Regions from separate parts of the Homo sapiens genome. Here region 2 is linked to region 1. A link is a contact called in ENCODE Hi-C or POLR2A ChIA-PET data. All regions are on one chromosome and are shown on one strand. The core of a region is the stretch at or near the end of the contact, and the rest is flanking DNA. Distances in the headings are between cores, read along the strand shown. Region 1 holds the start of RFX1 (regulatory factor X1). Region 2 overlaps EPS15L1 (epidermal growth factor receptor pathway substrate 15 like 1).

Region 1 (5,569 bases), core at 775-3,274:
TCAAGAGATCAAGACCATCCTGACCAACATGGTGAAACCCCGTCTCTACTAAAAATACGAAAATCAGCCGGGCATGATGGCGAGCGCCTGTAGTCCCAGCGACTCAGGAGACTGAGGCAGGAGAATCACTTGTACCCGGGAGGCGGAGGCTGCAGTGAGCCAAAATCAAGCCACTGCACTCCAGCCTGGCCACAGAGTGAGACTCCGTCTCCAAAAAAAAAAGTGCTGATGATCCGTCTAGCAACTTGGCATTTCTAGCTTTTTTGTTTGTTTTACTGAAAATTAATCTCCACCTGTCCTAACTTTCAAAGAGTCCCTGCCTCCTCTAAAAAGGGCCAGGCCTAGAAAAAGTACCTGGAGAAGTTAGGACCCGCCAACCCCCACCAGACCAATCTCAAACTCTTGGGAAAAAGCCTGAAATGATCCTTTTCCTTGGAATGTATTGACTGATTTAAAAGGAAATGGCTGCAGTTTGCACACCGACACTAAGCTCAAAAGCAAGACGGAGAATAAGCCAACTAGACTTGGCCTGGCTGGCTACTTAAAAAAAAAATTCCTCCCCGAGCTGGCAGGATATTGTCACCCTAAAAAGCAGTGGCAAAGATTCTCCTCTCACAAACATGGATAGCTTCCCCTTCCCTCTGACCGCTCCTGCCCACGTGGCCCTAGAGGCTGGGACCTTGTCAGTGACATGTGACTCGGTTGACACTCGTTTGACACAAAAACATGTGTCTGGCCAAGAGAAGCGGGTTTAAAAAATCTAAGAAACTTCCTCAGGCTTCATTTGCTCCCCCATTCCCAGTAGGGGAGACCTCGATGGGCAGGACCCAGAAACGTTCCATCTCCAGGAACAAACCCCCGCAACCTCAAACCAGGAAACATCAGGTCTCAAACAGCAGCCCAGAGAAAAGCACTCAGGTTTCTGTTCCTCTAAAGCATTCCCTCATGGTCACTCCTCCCTACCATGGACTTTGATTTCTGCAAACCAGATCCTCCACGCTAAAGCCAAATCGACTCCTAGCTCCTCCATGAAACTTTGCTTCCTCTTTGCTTCCTCCCAGAGAGAAGGTGGCAGGTTTAGGAGTGGGCTGCAGTGTTGAAATCAGGACTAGCTGACAGTTATTTTATCAAACCACATTCAGAAACGGTAGATACGAGGAAAAGGTTCAAAGATAAGCCGTAAGTAAAATTCCTGGAAGGAATGAGGAGTCCCGGTACTGCAGGAAAAGGGCGATGTCAATGATTCTCCCCATTTTACAGGATGGAAAACTGAGGCCTCAGATGGACAGGCACTTGTCCAAGTTCTGAGTCCTGGGACAACTGCAAAGCTCTTAAGGAAGAAGGGAGTCGCTTAAGGATCTGGAAGGCGGACCGGGTGGTGGCTGCCCACCCTGGTTCCCGAGGTGGAGGTTGGGGAGACCCAGCCGGCCCCGCCCATACCTTCCCTCCTGGTCCCGCCCACCCACCTTGGCCCCGCCTCGTACCTCCCTCGCTCCCATTGGCCCAGCCTCCCCAGGCCCGCCCCTTCGCGCTCCCGACATATAAAAGCCCCCCGCCCCGGCCTGCCGACCTCCACTCGCCGCGGGCCTGCGAGCGCCCGCCCCTCGCGGGGGCCGGGCCGCGGGGACGGGGGCGGGTGGTGTCGTTCCAGCCGGGCCCCGGCCCCCTCCCCCACGGTCCAGACAGTCGCCGCCGCCATTTTGACCGCCCGCCCCTTCCCCCCGGACTGTGATTACAGAGACACCTACTGCCCCGGCCCCGCCGCCCACCCCGGCCCGGCCAGCCACCCCGGGGCCGCCCTGGTTACCTCCGCTTCTCCCCACTTCTGTCTGCGGAAACGCTTTTCGGAGGTCTCGGAGTCGATGTTGGGAAGGGGACGGGACGTGCTGGGGTCCCCGGGCCGGGCCTGGGGGGTGGGGGTGGGGGTCGGCCGGGCGGTTGTTGTTGTTGACTCGCGTTGCCGGGTTGCTTGGTCGCCACGACTACCGTGGCTATGGCGCCTCCGTTTCCCTCACCGGGGCAACTGTTGCTACCCACCCTAGTTACGTCACGCGCGGGGGCGGGGCCCGGGGTGATTGGCGGCGGCCGGAGAAGTGATTGGACGGCGCCAGGCCTTGCAGCTAAACTATTAGTTCCGATGCACGCTTTTCAACACCCTCTGGACTTCCCGGCGATCTGATTTATCAGTATGAATGTCCATCAAAAGAAACTGAACCCTCAAAGGCAGCCGGGCCCGTCACTCCGGCAGGGAAGCAGCTGGTTAAGAATAAAGGGGTAGGACTCGTGAGGACGGGATTGGTTTGCCGATGTAAAACCGGCCTCCTGGTTCGACTAAAGGGACGTCAATCTACCAAAGGTTTGCCGCGCTCTCTGGCTGGAGGCCGTGCGCATGCTCGGCACGCAAGGCCGATTGGGAGTTGTAGTCCGCTCTTGCGTACACTTTACATGTCTTACCAAATTAAAAAGGCGAGAAAGGAAGACTCCGCTCCAGACTTCTCTCTCGCTCGGTGGGCCAGTTTCTGGCTTCTTGCGCTGACGTCAGGGGAGGAATGCAGTGACGCAGCGCAGCCCCTCTGTGACGACAGCGGCGAAGGCCGGACTCGGGATTCGATGACGTCACTGGGCGCGCGTCCCCCTTCCCCACTGCCCATGGCCCCGTCGGGGTTGGGTGGAAGCGGGAGGCCGCGGCGGGGTTCGATCCCAGCTCCCACCCGCTGGGGTGACATCCTCCTCCGCCCAAGCCGGCCAGACAGCGCGGCCGCCGCGCCTTCTCCCGCCTCCCGGTCCCCTCCAGCCGGAAAAGGTCACCGCTGCCGGGGTGACCGCGGCTATCTCTGCCCCGCAGGCGGTGCGGCCGCCTTGGGAAAGGTCTCTGCAAGGCGGGGGACTTCATTCGCGGCTTCAACCGCGGTAGATAAGCAAAGGTCAGCCCCGACCCAGCCCAGGGAGCTTGGTCCGCCCAGGAGAGCTCACCACAACCCCCGCCACACACACACACCTCCCACACATACGCTCCTCTGTGCCTCAGTTTCCTCAAGGGACTGTCTGGGTGCTGCAGGACGAGAAGAGACAGAAACAGGGCCCGGACTAGGGTGAACATCTTGGGAGCAAAAACTCAGTCATCAAGATAAATAATCTTCTAATTCAATATTTGTTAAATATCCAAATTAATGGGAAAAAATAAATCTATGATGAACAAAACATCACAATTTTAAATAAAGACAGGATCCGCCAACACAGGGATTAAGGTGAGATGCGTTATGCAAGCTCAGGGTCAGATCTTGTGTTTAAAATAAATTTATTATTATTATTTTTTGAGACGGAGTCTCACTCTGTCGCTGAGGCTGGAGTGCAGTGGCGCAATCTCGGCTCACTGCAAGCTCCGCCTCCCAGGTTCACGCCATTCTCCTGCCTCAGCCTCCCGAGTAGCTGGGACTACAGGTGCTCGCCACCACGCCCGGCTAATTTTTTGTATATTTAGTAGAGACGGGGTTTCACCGTGTTAGCCAGGATGGTCTCGATCTCCTGACCTCGTGATCCGCCCGCCTCGGCCTCCCAAAGTGCTGGGGTTACAGGCGTGAGCCACCACGCCCGGCCTACTTTTTATGTTTTAAATGTCAATTATCTTATGACTGAGCTCTTTGGCCTTCTCTTAAATTTTGCATTCTCATCCCAGGTAGGCCCTAGAACAGCAAGGGGAAAAGAAAACAGGCTCAGACAGCCCTGAAGTCTAATGCCAGCCCTGCTGTGTGGCATTCAGAAAGTGACTCCACCTAAGTTTGTTTCCTAATTCAACCAACATTATATTTCCTCGGTGCAAGGCCCTGGGCTATACAAGTGAAGAAAGGTGACTTCATTTATGGTGGCTCACACCTGTAATCCCAGCACTTTGGGAGGCCAAGCAAGGAAGATTGCTTGAGCCAAGGAGTTCAAGACCAGCCTTGGCAACAAAGCAAGACACCCGTCTCTACAAAAATTAGCTGGGCATGGTAGTGTATGCCTGTAATCCCAGCTACTCCGGAGGCTGAGGTAGGAGGATTGCTTGAACCCGGGAGGGGGAGGTTGCAGTGAACCAAGATTCTGCCACTGCACTCCAGCCTGGGCGACAGAGCGAGACTTTGTCTCAAAAAAAAAAAAGCAATTAGCTAGGCGTGGTGGCATGTGCCTGTGGTCCCAGCTACTCTGGAGGCTGAGGCTGGCAGGATTGGTTCAGCTCCGGAGGTAGAGGCTGCAGTAAGCAATGATTGTGTGGTCCAGCCTGAGTCTCAGAAAAAAAAGAAAAAAAGGAAAAAAAAGAAAGCAAACAACTCCCTTTGCATTCTAGGATGGGATACACAATAAACAGATAAATTGTAAGATAGGCTCCTTAGAGTCCTGAGAGCAACATAAGAGAGTGGGGTAGGAGAATGAGAGGATGCTGTAGCCAGTGTTATCTGAGGGGGGATGTCCCACAGAATGAGCCTGAGTGGTGAGAGACGAAGCAAGCCTCATAAATCCAGGTGGAGGGGCCGGTCATGATGGCTCATGCCTGTAATCCCAGCACTTTGGGAGGCCAAGTTCAGGAGTTCCAGAACAGTCTGGCCAACACGGCGAAATCCTGTCTCTACTAAAAATACTAAAATAGGTCGGTGTGGTGGCACGTGCCTGTAGTCCCAGCTACTGGGGAGGCTGAGGTGGGAGAATCACTTGAACCTGGGAGGCAGAGGTTGCAGTGAGCCAAGATCGCGCCACTGTACTCCAGCCTGGGCAACACAGTGAGACTCCGTCTCAAAAAAAAAAAAAAAAAACGGGGGGAGAGAACTGCCTTCAAAGCTGGGAACAGGAACTTCTGCTAAAGCCAGGAGAGATAAGGTTGTAGAGGTAATAATAGCCACATAATTCCCAGCGAACCCAGCAAAGTGGGACGCTCCCCGCTCTTGACAGGTGGGCAATGGATGCCCAGAGAGAGGAAGTAGGTGCCCTCTCTGCCAGAGGCGTGTGAACCAGAGCAACTCCATCTTGAACAGGAACTGGGTAAAATGAGGCTGAGACCTGCTAGGCTTCATTCCTAAATGGTTAAGGCATTCTTAGTCACAGGATAAGACAGGAGGTCAGCGCAAAATACAGTTCATAAAGACCTTGCTGGCTGGGTGCAGTGGCTCATGCCTATAATCCGAACAGTTTGGGAGGCGGAAGTGGGCGGATCACTTGAGGTCAGGAGTTCGAGACCAGTATGGAAAACATGGCAAAACCCGATTTCTAATAAAAATACGAAAATTAGATGGGCGTGGTGGTGGGCACCTGTAATCTCAACTACTTGGAGGCTGAGGCAGGAGAATCGCTCGAACCCGAGAGGCAGAGGTTGCAGTGAGCCGAGATCACCCCACTGCACTCCAGCCTGGGTGACAGAGTGAGACTCCATCTCAAATAAATAAATAAATAAATAAATAAATAAATAAATAAATAAATAAAAATAAAGACCTCGCCGGGCGTGGTGGCTCACGCCTGTAATCCCGTCACTTTGGGAGGCTAAGGTGGGCAGATCACGAGGTCAGGATTTTGAGACCAGCCTGGCCAACATGGTGAAACC
Region 2 (5,569 bases), core at 1,505-4,004, 2.4 Mb after region 1:
AAGATGGCTGCCCCCCTCGTGCTTGGAGGCAGTGACACCATTCCTGGGTGAGGGGTACAGGAAGGAGTGGCTATCACCCTTAGCATCTTACAACCTCGTTAGATGACAGTGTCCAGCCATCACACCTGTGTCAACTTCTGGGCTCAAACTCCAGCTTATTTCCAAAATATGTCTCCCCAGAGGAAGAAGACCCACAGAAAGGAGGCCAAGGCAGGCAGGCTGTTTGTCATCTGTCAGTAAAGGTGACAGTGGTCAGGTCTAGGCAGCAAACAGCACATCGCCTGCCATGGGTTCACAGACTCCAGAGGCCCTCACTTCAGATGACAAAGGTGCCCTTCCTGCCAATGATCAGAGAGGTCTGGATCTGAAGCACATTTCCAGACAAGTTTTTTTTTTTTTTTTTGAGACAGGGTCTTGTTCTGTCACCCAAGCTGGAGAGCAGTGGCGCAATCTCAGCTCATTGCAATCTCTGACTCCTGGATTCAAGCCATTCTCCTACCTCAGCCTCCCGAGTAGCTGGGACTACAGGTGCGTGCCACCATGCCCACTTAATTTCTGTATTTTCAGTAGAAGCGAGGTTTCACCATATTGGCCAGGCTGGTCCTGACCTCAGGTGATCCGCCTGCTTTGGCCTCCCAAAGTGCTGGGATTACAGGCATGAGCCACCACGCCCAGCCCCAGGCGAGTTTTTTAACAATCTCATGGGAAGCAAGGGAAAGAGGTTTCCAAGCTACTGTGATTCCAGTGGAAAAAAAAGAGTTTCAGTCTTTGAGGCATGCAGGGTTATTAAATATCTGCTCTACTTCCCAGGCGCTAATGAGCAACAAGATCCGCAACCAAGAGAAACAAGGCCTGGACTAATCCAGAAGAGTCGCTGAAGGACACAGCCCAGAGCTCCAACCTCTGCCCATCCATGCTAAAGGCTCATCCGGCTCGAACACTTGATGACCACCGGATGTCACTCTCAAAAGACCTACAGCTGAGGGAAAGCCCAGGGAGTATGGCTCAACCATTGCTCATCACCACGGGAGTCCATCTGGGTAACCTGGAACAATGACAGTGGTCAGAGGTTTTGATCTAATTACACATATGTCAGGTTTTGCATATGCAAAAGCAGAAGGGGGAAGAAAGAAGGTACAGCACCAGGCCCCAACTGCCACTTCCTCTTATGCCAGGCTTCTTCCCAGGAACAATGGACTCACACCTGCACGCTGCCCTGATATGTCATTGCGACAGAACTGAAGACACATGTTGCTAATGACATAAATCCCCAGCCCCAGGCAGTCTGTCACTGGCCCCTGTGCAGAGACCTCTTGGCCCCCAAAAGGAAGATTCACAGCTACTGGGAAAGAGCCCTCTGTATGCTGAGAGCAGCCTCTGGAGCTGCCCACCCATGTCTGACCCCAAAGTGAGCCTGGGGCCAAGCCCGAGGCAACAGCAGAGAGGGGACGCACCAGGGGATGAGGCCTGCACCGTAAGAGGCTGCAGGTGGCACCAGGATGGCCGTAGGAATGGAAGGAAGTGCAGCAGAGCTGACCCGATGTGTTCTCCTGACCCAGCCCACTGTGCTGAGAAGACGCCATCTTCGCCTCTGCAGTGTGTGAATTGTTGATGAGGTTCAGTGTAGCTTTCAGCTCGGTCTTTCAGTTGCTCTTCCTAACTCAAAATGCTAAGAGACAACATGCAAAGTTCCTGTGGCCTCCTCACTTATCCTCCAGCCCAGAAACAATTTACAAGTGGGATGACAGAGAGAGGGGCACAAGGAGAAGGACAAGTTCACATCCTTCTGCTCTGAAGGCTTTAAAACACCGCAATTCACACAAGCGCCTGTAACTGTAACCCAGGACAACAGCAGTTGAGATGGAGAAACCCAGCAGAACCACCTCGGAGGAGAAACTGTCTCAGGATTGTGTTCTAACGACTCCTAAGCAGGGTTCACCCAACTCTGATCCCCGCACGTGGCCGAGGGCAGGACGCCTCCTACATCTTCATGCCTGGCTGCCTCCTGCCCAAACTCTCACTCTCACTCTGCTAGCAAAGTACGCGCTCTTGTGCAAAACAAACCAATGATCATCAGCCTTGGTTCAAAATGACTTTTGGAAAGCAATCCATTTTCACTGTAAAATGTTCAGAGAAGTACCTATAATCCCTTGTTTCCTATCCAGTACCTCTCATCCTCCCGACAACGCTAAAGGGCAGGTAATATTACTAGTCCAGTTGACAGGTGGGGAAACTGAGTTTGCCCTACTCAGGACCACAACAGCCAATGAGCAACAGTCAGTGAAGCACCCAGGATAGGTGGTCCTGGAGTCAGACCCTCACCTACTGTGCACCCTGTAATGACAGCCCAGGTGTCACAGGGCTGTGCACCGGACCACAGGACAGCCTCATGCATATGCTGGCCTGGGAAAATGCACGTCCGTGATGACGTGCTGGAGCATTTTATTAAACAGAAGAGGTCAAAAGGCAACACTCAATTTGAGCATATAAATGGACTTGAAAGCCAGTGTTTTCGATGACCTGCCATTTCCCCAGGAAAGCTGAGACCCCATAATGGCTATGTTTTTCAATGCCACTGCCAAGTTTTGCAGGAAGTTAGGCATATAACACTGAAACACATCTCAGTCTGAGTTCCTACTTAGAAAAACATATGGATGCAAAAACATAGCCCGGAGTAGAGCTTGCTTGATAATCCTTCCATTTCTGCCTTCCCCTTAGAGGCCCCCACAGGCCTTGCACAACCATCACCCAATGTGAGCCCAGCCCTCCCAGCAGGCCGGCCCACATTCTGCGGGTGAGATAACCTGGCTCAGTCATGTGGCAAGCACGGGGCAGAACTGGGACTTGACTCAAAACATTCAAAAGGCATCAGGGAAACGCTGGGGTATGTCTAACCTTCCTGGACTGGATGGGCAGCTCTCTCCAACTGCTCCATCAGAGGTTTCTACAGCAGAGCTAAGGTAAATGTTACCAAGAGAAGGAGAAGACTTGGCAAGTGAAAAGAGAGCTTTTCCAAATCACAAGGAAAAAGACATCTCAATTAAAAATGAGCAAAGAGAGAGGCAATTCAGAAAGAAGAGATGCAGCAAAGTTAGAAAGAAAATGTTCCATCTCACTAGTAATTTAAGTATTACAGGGCCAGGCACTCTGGCTCACACCTGTAATCCCAGCACTTAGGGAGGCCAAGGTGGGTGAATCACCTGAGGTCAGGAGTTCAAGACCAGCCTGGCCAACATGATGAAACCCCATCACTACTAAAAATACAAAAATTAGCCAGGCATGGTGGCAGGTGCCTGTAATCCCAGTTACTCAGGAGGCTGAGGCAGGAGAATCACTTGAACCTGGGAGGCGGAGGCTGCAGTGAGCCGAGATCATACCACTGCACTCCAGCCTGAGCGACAGAGCAAGACTTCATCTTCGGAAAAAAAAAAAAAGGCAGAGAAGCTAAAACAATTCTGAAAAAGAATAATAAAGTGGAAAGAGTCAGTCTACCTGATTTCAAGACTGACTCTATAGCTAGAGTAGTTAAGACAGTGGAGTATTGGCAGGGGGCGGGCACAGACAGTAATGCACAGAACAGAATGTAGAATCTGAGAAACAGACACACACAGATCTGCCCAGTGGATTTCTTGACAAAGGTGCAAAAGTATTTCAGGAGGAAGGAAAGCCTTTCCACAAAGGGCACTGGAGCAATCGGCATCCATAGGAAAAACATGGGCCTCGAACTAAAAGTCTTATGCCTCGTACAAAATGTAACTCAAAGTGGATCATGAATTCAAATGTAAAACATAATCCTCAGGATCTAGGGCAAAGCAAAGAGTTCTTAGACTTGACACCAAAAGCCCGATTCACAAAAGGAAAGATTGGCAGACAAACTTTATGTTTGCACTGTGAAAGAGCCATGTAAGGCCTGGCGTGGTGGTTCATGCCTGTAATCCCAGCACTTTGGGAGGCCGAGGCAGGAGGATCACCAGAGTTTGGGAGTTCAAGACCAGTCTGACCTACATGGAGAAACCCCATCTCTACTAAAAATGTAAAATTAGCCAGGCATGGTGGCGCATGCCTGTAATCCCAGCTACTCGGGAGGCTGAGGCAGGAGAATCGCTTGAACCCGGGAGATGGAGGTTGAGGTGAGCCGAGATCACACCATTGCACCATTGCACTCCAGCCTGGGCAATAAGAGCAAAATTCCGTATTAAAAAAAAAGGGGGGGGGAGAAAGGCCGGGCGCGGTGGCTCACACCTGTAATCCCAGCACATTGGGAGGCCAAGGTAGGCGGATCACCTGGGGTCAGGAGTTCAAGACCAGCCTGGCTAACATGGCTAAAAATACAAAAAAATTAGCTGGGTGTAGTGGTGTGCACCTGTAATCCCAGCTACCCAGGAGGCTAAGCCAGGAGAACTGCTTGAACCCAGCGGGCAGAGGCTGCAGTGAGCCGAGATTGTGCCACTGCACTCTAGCCTGGGTGACAGAGCAAGACTCCGTCTCAAAAAAAAAAGCCAGATAAAAAGGTGAAAAGGCAAGCTACAGACTAGAAAGAAAGGTTTGCAAAGCACATATCCAACAAATGACTACTATCTAAAATATATACTAGAGAGCTCTCAAATTCAACAGCATAAAAAAGAAAACAATCAAATTAGAACATGGGCAAGCCAGGCATGGTGGTGCGTACCTGTAGTCCCAGCACTTTGGGAGGCCAAAGCAGGAGGACTGCTTGAGCCCAGGAGTTCCAGACCAGCCTGGGCAACATAGTGAGACCCCATCTCTACATGAAATTAAAAAACTAGCCAGGCGTCGTGGTGCACACCTGTAGTCCCAGCTACTCAGGAAGCCAAAGCAGGAGGATTGCTTGATCCCAGGAGTTCAAGACCAGCCTGGGCAACATAACAAGATCTGATTTCTTAAAAAACAAACAAACAAACAAACAAACAAACAAAAAAACACGAAGAAGAAAAGAACATGGGCAAAAGATCTGAAGGCAAAAAGACATTTTACCAAAGAGGAAATATAGCAGATGGCAAATAAACGTATGAAAATATGTTTAACATCATTAGCAAAAAGAAGAATGCAAATTAAAACCACAGTGAGATGCCACTGCACGCTATCAGAGTGGCTAAAATAACAAATAGTGACAACATCAAATGCTGGTGAGGATGCAGGCAAACTGGGCCACTCATACACTGCTGATGGGAAAGTTAAAAGGTACGGTGACTCTGGAAACAGACTGGCAGTTTCTTAAAACAACAACAACAAAAAAAAACTAAACACAACATGAAACTACCGCATGAACCAGCAACTGTCCTGGGCATTTACCCGGGAGAAATGAAGAGTCATGTTCATACCACATCCTGTATGCAGTGTTGGCCACAGCTTTATATGTCACTGCTCCAAACTGGTAACACCCCGGATGTCCTCCAATAAGTGAGTGGTTCAGCAAACTGTGGTCCAAGCACACCATGGAATACTACTCAGCAATGAAAAGGAATGAACAGCTGACACATATGCAATAATCTGGATGACTCTCCAGAGAATTATGCTGAATGACAAAGGCCAAACCTCAAAGGTTACA

The links. Hi-C counts contacts between places; a loop is a spot of excess contacts on that map. ChIA-PET counts read pairs that join two places held with the same protein, here RNA polymerase II (POLR2A). Pooled maps may share reads with other maps.
Region 2: a loop to region 1 is called in a pooled map, with 24 times the contacts of the local background. The contact joins the enhancer-like site here to the promoter of RFX1 in region 1. A Hi-C loop is called at or near these places in 1 of 37 single-sample maps with no recorded cell type and 3 of 50 pooled maps. POLR2A ChIA-PET finds 5 or more read pairs at or near these places in 1 of 52 experiments (activated CD4-positive, alpha-beta T cell).

Annotation. Positions count from the first base shown.
Region 1 is chr19:14,004,296-14,009,864 of GRCh38, forward strand. It overlaps RFX1 (regulatory factor X1), which reads right to left and starts at 2,025. Exons shown (of 21, transcript NM_002918.5): 1 at 1,808-2,025. RefSeq lists enhancers at 1,251-1,779, 1,780-2,307, 2,308-2,835 and silencers at 1,447-1,826, 1,877-2,056.
Region 2 is chr19:16,444,342-16,449,910 of GRCh38, forward strand. All of the region lies in intron 1 of EPS15L1 (epidermal growth factor receptor pathway substrate 15 like 1), which reads right to left. Among named protein-coding and RNA genes, the nearest start is that of EPS15L1, 25 kb to the right of the region's middle. RefSeq lists enhancers at 144-323, 426-1,625, 1,360-1,439, 1,550-1,609. Within about 2 kb of position 2,755, at least 32 of the 41 ENCODE cell types and tissues checked have a DNase peak (open chromatin) inside an H3K27ac peak, as active enhancers do.